Linked DNA regions of Homo sapiens: region 2 is linked to region 1. A link is a contact called in ENCODE Hi-C or POLR2A ChIA-PET data. All regions are on one chromosome and are shown on one strand. Each heading gives the region's core, a stretch centred on a gene start or an enhancer-like site at or near the end of the contact. The rest is flanking DNA. Distances are from core to core; before and after follow the strand shown.

Region 1 (4,483 bases), core at 1,115-3,614:
TGTGTCCCATTTTTTTTTTCACCCAAGCATAATGGAAAAAAAAATGCTTGGCAACTACTGCTCTAGAATACTGTCATTAATGGGACTCCACGCTAACAAATCCTGCCCTCTGTGAGTCCCAGGATCTCATATTCCTGAGACAGACAATCTATTGCTCCAGAGCTGGGCATCCACTCCTCAGCCAGGATGGTAAGACCTGGCTCCTGCAGGTCACCTCGTGCAGTCAGGGGCAGGGGCAGCTGCCGAGAGGGAGTTATTGCTGTGAAGTGAGCACTTCCTTCAAGAGATGCCACTGCAGAGTGATAGGAGGGGATGTGGTCAGGGAGGAGGGGGAGGAGGAAGCAAGAGATGGGGGGTGGGTGGAGTGAGTTAACTCTGACTTCAAGCTAGGGGACCTCTCAGATTCCTCCCTGTACCACATATTGGTTCTGTTCTCATCTCAGGCACCATCTCCTGTTTACCTGCCCCTTTCACACGGGGCACCAAGGGAGAGAGACTGGGGATTGGTCAGTGCTTCTCAGTTGGGAGAACAACAACAAGAGAACAAGAAACAAGAACAAGACAGCAGAAGAACAAGAGCAAGAGAGCAAGCACTCTTCTACTGCTGGGAAGAGTAGCTTGTATATATGTAAACACATGAACACAGAATGTTACAGAAAATCAAGAGGACTGTTGGGGGCTGAGTCCATCCACTCACACTCCCCCCATCAGCCCCGCACTCATGGGCCTCTCCATAAGCTTTTGTAAATGACCTTATTCATCTTCAAAGCAGGCAGGTCTTGTAGTTGACACGGGTAAATGTTGATCTTCTTTTTCTCCTTTTTTAGAAAATATGCTGAAAAATAAAGTGTCTTACTTTTAAAGAGAACATTCCCAGAAATCCTGTTGCTACTGCTGGCTGCAGAGATGGCAAATCATAATTGGTGACTAATATAGGAGTTTGATCTTTATCCCAAATTTGTTGGGATGTTAGCAGTGATTTGGCAGTGGCTATAGTAAATAATGGGCTGGGTGCGAAAGTTCCGAAAGATTTCATCCTGGGTAGGACAAGACTAGGTTTCACTTGAGAGCAGCCTTCCACCTGGGAAGTGGCCTATTCTTTCTTGACTTTCCTAATAAGAGTGTAAGGTGTCATGATCTGAGATTTTGCCTCAGGTCTGGAAAGATAAGCTCATGAATATTTATCCATCTGGATCTAGACACAGAGTGGCCAAATGGGGTCCCAAACCCACCTTCCATTTTGGTCCTTCAAAACCCTCCATCTGTGAAGCTTGCTTCCCAGCAGCTGGAATTCCAGCAGGGAAGAACCCCTGAGGCATCTACCCCAGTCCCCAGCCCTCTCCTCCCCTTACCTGAGGCTGTCACAGAACACTCCTCCCCACAGCCTGGCCAGGGGAACAAATGAATTCTGTCCATGAACCCACAAGACTTCAGTCTGGGGTTAAAAGCATAGAAAATCATAGTATCAGCTATCATTGTTGCAGCTCTAATGTTACCCTAGTCAAATCACTGCTGATTAAAACCAGCCCTGTTAATAAACCACAGGCTTTATTTCCCCTCAAATGTCTATAACCACTTTCTTCAACCCCTATTAAAAGGCAAAACCCAAAGAAAAACACAGCTTTGGAGCCCAAGTGCCGCTTATTCCCCAGAGGAGAAAAAAATAAGCATGAAAAAAAAATGGCTCTTTTTTCCTCACCTTTCCCCCACTTAATGGAATCAAACCTTTTAATAACTAAAGGGAGAAATCAATAAAAAGCAGGCGGGTGTTATCAGTGGCCTGTAACGTTAGAGCAGCTTGAAAACAGTCCTCCTCTGCCTCCCAAAACGAATGCATTTGCCAGCAATTCCCTGCGTCTGACTCACATCCTTATTACCTCCTTCTCCTCTTGCTTTCCCCTTAAGGGACTGATTTTTCCTCCCATCTAAGCCAAAAAGAATTTCTTTGGATTAAGAAGACTGATGAAAGCATTTTTAATATTTGAGCTCAGGTCTGCAAGCTCCATAAAACTGACTTCTCCTGTTGCCTGCTTTGTCTCCCCTCACCTGCCTTGTCTGTAGTTTTCTCCTTCATTTGCTCTACAGAAACCAGCCAGGGACCCTCTCCAGAGCGGGGGGCGGTGGGGGTGGGGGGGGGGGTCTCTGGCCCCCTGGCAGCTTCCCCTGCAGGACTGGCTGCAGACTCTGCTCTGCTGGCTCCAGAGGCAGGATGTGACATCTTTCAAAACCCTCAGAAACTGGGGAGAGGGGAACTTATGTGACAACCTTCATGTTGATGCCGTGTGTCTTTCAAGTAAAGACCGGTTTGACAAGTGCTGAGTGGCTCAGAGGGGAACATGTTTCAAGCCTGGAGGGGAAAGTCTTGACAATTCATTCCAGGGAAAACTGGAACCTTCTCCACCCACCCTGCCTTTGACTAAGGAGGTGGAAAGGAAGGGAGACCTGAACATGATGGCCTTTGTTCCTAGTTCTTCCCACATTTGCATCACTGTTACAACACTGCTTTCCCTTGCTCCTCAAATTAATGGTAGCTTTGCCAACATTATCTTAAATTCCTGGAACCTTGAAATTACCACACGTAGACAGTGCTTTGCTGGAGTAACCTTGCCAGGAACTGCTCAATTAAATGGTTTTTGGGAGACAAGGGACCCAGCTTAAAAAAAAAATAGTGGTGATTGGGCCACTCTGCTACTGTTCTGAGCTTGGGTTCTGAGATTTGATCGCCCCATTGGGAAGCTACGCAACACCAGGCAACTCTTTCACCCCAATATCATACCAAAAGTCCCGCTGGCTTCCCGGCAAAGCATCATTTTGAAAGAGTGAAAAAGCATCTGCCATCAAATGCCTCACTCTATGATATTTTCCATCCATTTTCATATCCAGTCAAGTCATCATCCAGAGAATAATTATTTTTGGATGATGGCAATGTACTAAATGACAGATTGATGTGTATCTGTGTGTGTAAGTGTGTATTTTAGGGGACATGATAAATGTCATCTCAAGGTATAATTCCGAGAAAGGACCGGCTGACACAGAACCACCAATCAGTGCAATAAATCACACAAGAAAATCGTTGCTCTAATGGAGAGATGAGCACTTTTGTCTAGATCAGTGGATTTTACGGTGTGAGTCCTCTATTTTTTCCAGTGGTTGTGCTCTAGAAATTTTAATATTTATGACGTTAATGGTTTTTTAAACATGATGCATTGTAGCAACAAAAACAGCCAAAATATCATTTTATTGGTGTTTCTTCAAAAGAGTGGGGAAATTAATATACTTTCTGCCAGGAACTTCTTTTCCATAAATTACAGTATTTATTCTTGATACAGTTCCATGGTGTACATATTATAAACCAAATGAGGTGCAAAGAGACTGTGTCACTTACCCAAGGTTATTTATCATCATCCCCATGACGGTCATTATCATCCCCATATCTACTCTTTATTTAGCACGAACTTTAGGCTAGGAACTCTTTGAGATATATTATAAGCAGAATTTCTAATGCTATCAATAACACTGCAGTGTAGGTATTTTGAGTTTCAGTTCATAAATGACTAAACTGAAGTTCAAAGATTCATCAATTTGTCCCCAGCAACGCAATGAATAAGAGACAGACTGGAGATTCACATTCATGTCAATGACTTCTGAGACTCGTGGTGTGCTGCTTTTAAAATATGTCTACAAATTCTTTGATATTCCTCCCTTCATAAGGTGGACATTAATTTTTCTGCCCTTAAAAGTAGATTGTACTTAGAGGCCCACTTCGAAACTGTGTGACTTCCAAAATTAGGTCAATTTATTGTGACTTCTTGTTTGTTCTCTCTCTCTTACTCTCTCACGTGAGTGTGCATGCAAACCTATGCACTTGGTTTGCTCTTGAGGAAGCCAGCTGCCATGTCATGAAGACACTCAAGAAGCCCTATGGAGACACCAAGTGACGAAGAGCTGAGGCCTCTTGCAACACCCATGGGACAGAGCCATCTTGGAAGGAGACACTCCAGCCCCAATTGAGCCTTCATAGGGCTGCAGCCCCAGCTGACACCTTGTCTGCAACCTCGTGAGAGATTTTGAACCAGAACCACCCGGTTAAGCCACTCCTGAATTCTGATCTGCAGAACTGTGAGATAATAACTGTTGTTTTAATCTGCTAAATTCTGGAGTAATTTGTTATGTAGCAATAGATAACTAATGCACATATTTCCTCAAAAGTAACTCCATTTGCCCATGGAACAAACATGGAGCAGACATGGTTGAACCCAGTTTCCCATGGCACAACTAAAATAAAAGCTTACTTGTTTTCCATTTGCCACACCCCATGTGTGTCCAGTGGTACACAAAATTAAGTGAGACGAAGAAATTAAAGCCCATTTCCAGCCTCCTCCAGACTCAGCACACTAAAAATGTACTTAGTACCCTGAAACTTCATGACTTGTCACCCTGACTCTCCAGAGAATCACGAGGAGCTAAAGTTGACTATCTGCTG
Region 2 (4,971 bases), core at 728-3,227, 46 kb before region 1:
AATAATAATAATAAATTGGATCTAATTACACTAAAAAGCTCCTGCACCACAAAAGAAATAATCAGCAAAGTAAACAGAAAATCCACAGAGTGGGTGAAAATATTTGTAAACTATGCATCCGGCAAAGGACTGGTATCCAGAATCTACAAGGAACTCAAACAAATCTGCAAGGAAAAAAGGAAATAATCCCATCAAAAATAGGCAAAGGACATGAATAGACATTTCTAAAAAGAACATATACAAACAGCCAACAAACATATGAAAATAATGCTCAACATCACTAATCATCAGGGAAATGCAAATCAAAACCACAATGTAATACCACCTTACTCCTGCAAGAATGGCCATAATCAAAAAATCAAAAAACAGTAGATGTTGGCATGGATGCAGTGATCAGGGAACACTTCTACACTGCTGGTGGGAATGTAAACTAGTATAAACATTATGGAAAACAGTGTGAAGATTCCTTAAAGAACTAAAAATAGAACTGTCATTTGATCCAGAAATCTCACTACTAGGTATCTACCCAAAGGAAAATAAGTCATTATATGAAAAAGACATGTGCACATATATTTATAGGAGCACAGTTTGCGATTGCAAGGATATGGAACCAACCAAAGTGCCCATTGACAGAGTGGTTATAATGGAATACTACTCAGCCATAAAAAAGGAACAAAATAACGTATTTTGTGAAACTTGGATGGAGCTGGAGACCATTATTCTATGTGAAGTCACTCAGAAATAGAAAACTGTATGTTCTCAAATATAGGTGGGGAATCTAAGCTATGGGGATGCAAAAACATAGAGTGATATAATGGACTTTGGGGACTCACAGATGGGAGGTTGGAAGGGGAGTGAGGGATAAAAGATGGCATATGCCTGCCATGTACACTGCTCGGGTGACTGGTGCACTAAAATATCAGAATTCCCCACTAAAGAACTCATCCATGTAACAAAAATCACCTGTACTCCAAAAACTATTGGAATAAAAATAAGAAGAAGAAGAATAGAAAAAATAGTCTGGAAATTCAGGAGAGGAAACAACGAAGTAACTGGGAAAGTGTTGGGAAGCTGGGAAAGGTAGTGATGAGGCAGGTTACAGTTCACCCCAAAGGAGAGGTGTTACTTAGACAAGTAGATGCAGGTGAAGAATGCCTCTCCGAGGAGACACCCAAGGGCACAGCCCTGGCCCCAGCTGGCAGACCCTGGTGAGGTCTGAGTCCCCATCCTGGCCAGGTAGCTATGCGGGTTCAAGGGAGCTCAGCTCAATAAAGAAAACAAACTTTGCTGTACAATTTAGCCTCCCTTGAGAGTCTCCTGAATGTAAGTTATATTAAGGCAACTGACAGTTCTCAGAAGGGGAGAAAGCAAGAGAGTATGTAAACCATGTCTTTCATTTTCTGCATTCTGATGTTTTGACCTCTGAGGTCTTGCTGGCCCTGGAGGGACTGTTCCTCCCAGGCTTGGTCAATTCCTAGAGACAGTGAAAACCTCATCTGTTAGCTGCTTTTTAAATACAAGCCCATGTCCCAACCAACTTCTCTATCCGGCTACCATACTCCAAGTTGCTATTCACCTGGCCTCTGCACCCTACGAGGGGCGAGTCCCTTCCTAACTCATTGTACTTGCAAACTAATGGGTCTGCTCCATATTTCCCTTTATGTATGAAGGTAGAAATGAGGTCCCCATTTGTGGAGAGAGAAGGACAAAGAGAGGGAAGAGGGGAAGACATAAAATGTCATGAAGAGATATTTATTAAACACTTAATCTATGCAAGACGCTGGAAAGTCGTACACAGACAGTGAAGAGAGTTTTGAAGGCAATAATAACAGATACAAAGTGCTTATGCAACAGGCACTGACCTCGAGACCGAACACATATTAATTCACTTTCAACCCCACAACACCCTGATGAGGCAGGTACTAGTTTTGCAACTGCCCTTTTATGGATGCAGTAACGGAGGGACAGGAATTTCAGTAACTTGCTTGAGGTCACAAAGCTAGCAAACAGCAAAGCTGTCTTTGAATCTTTGTAGCCTGTGTTGCAGAATCTATGTGCATTAACACGATGCTCTGGGTAGAAAGTGACCAACTTCAGGGCATGTGACTGCTCAGTAGTAGCTCCATCAAAGGGTCAGCTGAGAAATAAAAGAAGACAAAAAAATCTTTTTAGCTACTTGGCAAGAAAATTACATAAAAGGAAAGCTTCAGATTAGTGTTGAGCTCTCCTCTTTCTGGGGTAAGCCTACTCCTTATTATCTTTTATTGGTATCCTCATTACCATATCAAATTAAGAGTTGACATTGGGTCACCCTTCTGCCACTTTGCCCCAAGCCCTGCTCTCATTCAGCCAGGTTAAACCGTCTCCCTTAATTACCAGTTGGAGCTCAGTCTTGCACAAGGAGAGCTGGGATGATAAATTAAAACAAGGAACCTTTGTTTGGTGCACGCAGTTGGGCATCACAGTCACCTTAATTATGCAATGATGTCACCCGCGGCCGAAGGGAAGTTCTAAGGGCTTAATCACTGGGAGGCCTGGGAGGCCGTGAGTAATGAGCAATGAGCATTGTTGCATGGGTGCAATGCACCTCCTTTCGTGGGCAGAGCCAAAAGGGGGGCAGGGAGTCAGTGGGAGGAGCCCTTTCTCCCATGAGGAAGGCAGGATAGTGCAGTAGACCAGAGCATGGGCAAAATGGGTTTGGGTTTGAATCCTGGCTCCAGCATGACATAGCTGTGTGTCCTTGGAGAAGTCCCTTCAGTTTGCTTCAGATAATGGGGTAATGATAGCTAATTTGCAAGATCATGAGGAACAAATGAGACAGTGGATTTTAGTGTCTACGACAGTTTCCAAATTAAGCACTTGGTGTTTGTGTCACAAGAGGAGGAAGATGCCCTTTGACATTAAGAATATCTACATTACTACCCAAGAAAAGCGCAAGGGGGACTTTCTGCCATTGCCCAGGCACGTCCCCGAGACCTGGGCTTATGACCCTACCCTATGCCCTCGGCAAGTTACTTCATCTCTGTGAGCCTCAATCTCCCCTTTTGTAAAACGGTCCTAAGATTTGTGAGGCTTGACTATGAGATAGTGAATGTCAGAGAACCCCACACAGTGCCTTCATTTATTTCCAAGTTGGGAAGGGAAAGAAACATTTGGGGGACACAGCAAGTGAGGCCCAGGGTTTCTTCCCAACCATGTGAAAGTTTTATCATAACCAGCTTCCAGACCAAGCCTTCAACCGCTCTGCTTCACCAGCCTTTCATCCCACAGAAGCGTTGTTGTTCCCCTTTTGTTTCCTCTTGCCAGTTCATGGGCTGCTGGAACTGAAGAATCCCTTCGGCTGTGACCCTCTCCTTCCCACTCCCCTGCTTCCTCCTGCAGGCCTGCATGGGCAAGGTGAGTCCTGCCCCTCCTCCTGCAGCTGCTGCTGCTGTCCCCTCCCACCACAGGCTTCCACTGTGTGCCTTGTCACCCTCCAGGTGAATCCCCACTCTCCAACTTCTTTGCGTCCTTACTCTCCTAGCCTCAGGTTTTCAGTTCTGCCCAAGAGCAGACAGGAAACCTCTTCCTCAGTTTGGGGGAAAGCGAGACGCAGCTGTGCCACAGCCTCCCACCCTGAGGTGGACAGAACTCCCACTCCAGGCCGGGCGGGGTGGCTCATGCCCGTAACTGCAGCACTTCGGGAGGCAGAGGTGGGCAGATGACTTGAGGTCAGGAGTTCGAGACCAGTCTGGCCAACGTGGTGAAACCAAGTCTCTACTAAAAAATACAACACAATTAGCTGGATGTGGTGGTGCACCCCTGTAGTCTTAGCTACTGAGGCACAAGGATCGCTTGATCCTGGGATATGGAGGTTGCAGTGAGCCCAGGTCGTGCCACTGCACTCCAGCCTGGGCAGCATGCACACATCCACACACACTCACACACACTCATGCACACGCTAACACACATACATATGCAGTCACGCAGTCACACACTCTCACACCCATATTCTCCCCACACAGACCCAGACACATCCACACACTCAGGTATTCACACTCACATACTCCCCCCCATACACACACTCATGTACACAAACACATTCCGCACAGTCACACACTGTCTCACACAGACACACACACATACATGCTCACACACATACACAGATGTACCTGCACACTCAGTCACACACACACAGACATACGTTCAGGCACTCACACACACAAGTACACTCATTTATAGTCATACACTCTCTCACACAGACACCCATATAAACAGACACACATTCTCTCACACAGACACATTCACACACATATACACACTCGCATACACAGATGTACCTGCACACTCAGTCACACACACACAGACCTACACTCAGGCACTCACACACACAAACACACTCATTTACAGTCATACGCTCTCACACAGACACGCATATACACAGACGCACACTCACTCATACACATATACACACCCACATATACACACACTCACATATACACACACATACTCACACACTATACACATTCGCGCAGTCACACTCATGGTGTGCCGCCAACGGATGAGGGCCCCCAGCCTGTCACAGAAGTTTCTGGAGATGATTCCAGATGTGTCTTTGAGCAGTGAGGGAAAGGGCTTGGCACCCCAGCAGTTGTGAGCCATGTCACAGTGATGACGCGGCAGCTTCATTGGATCCAGAGCCAGCCCCACTGGTGCGAGCTTCTGGGAAATATCTCTGCCATAGAGACAAGGCCACCCATGGAAACTGCTGCCTTCCTGCTGATCCACATCGAGAATCCTATTTATAGTGTCAGTCCTGTGAAACAAATGTTTTCAACCCTACATCTGCAAGTGATCCTGGCATGTGCGCAGATCCATTTTTGGCCTCAGTATGCAATACCCCACTTGGATATTCCTAAGGGTATCAAGGAGAAGGTACTCTCAGCTGCCACAAACACTGCTGAGCAGGAGGCGGAATCCACGCCGGTGGCA

Evidence for each region. A loop is a pair of places that touch in the nucleus more often than their neighbours do. ChIA-PET counts read pairs that join two places held with the same protein, here RNA polymerase II (POLR2A). Pooled maps may share reads with other maps.
Region 2: a loop to region 1 is called in a map of PC-9, with 5 times the contacts of the local background. The contact joins two enhancer-like sites. A Hi-C loop is called at or near these places in 3 of 168 maps with a recorded cell type or tissue (Calu3, PC-9 and mammary epithelial cell) and 1 of 50 pooled maps. POLR2A ChIA-PET finds 5 or more read pairs at or near these places in 3 of 52 experiments (BJ, HEK293T and MCF 10A).

The regions. Positions count from the first base shown.
Region 1 is chr9:86,719,377-86,723,859 of GRCh38, reverse strand. No RefSeq gene overlaps it. Among named protein-coding and RNA genes, the nearest start is that of LINC02834, 13 kb to the right of the region's middle. Within about 2 kb of position 2,364, at least 12 of the 41 ENCODE cell types and tissues checked have a DNase peak (open chromatin) inside an H3K27ac peak, as active enhancers do; they include PC-9 and mammary epithelial cell, where a contact is called at or near this core.
Region 2 is chr9:86,764,622-86,769,592 of GRCh38, reverse strand. No RefSeq gene overlaps it. Among named protein-coding and RNA genes, the nearest start is that of LINC02834, 59 kb to the right of the region's middle. Within about 2 kb of position 1,977, at least 5 of the 41 ENCODE cell types and tissues checked have a DNase peak (open chromatin) inside an H3K27ac peak, as active enhancers do; they include PC-9 and mammary epithelial cell, where a contact is called at or near this core.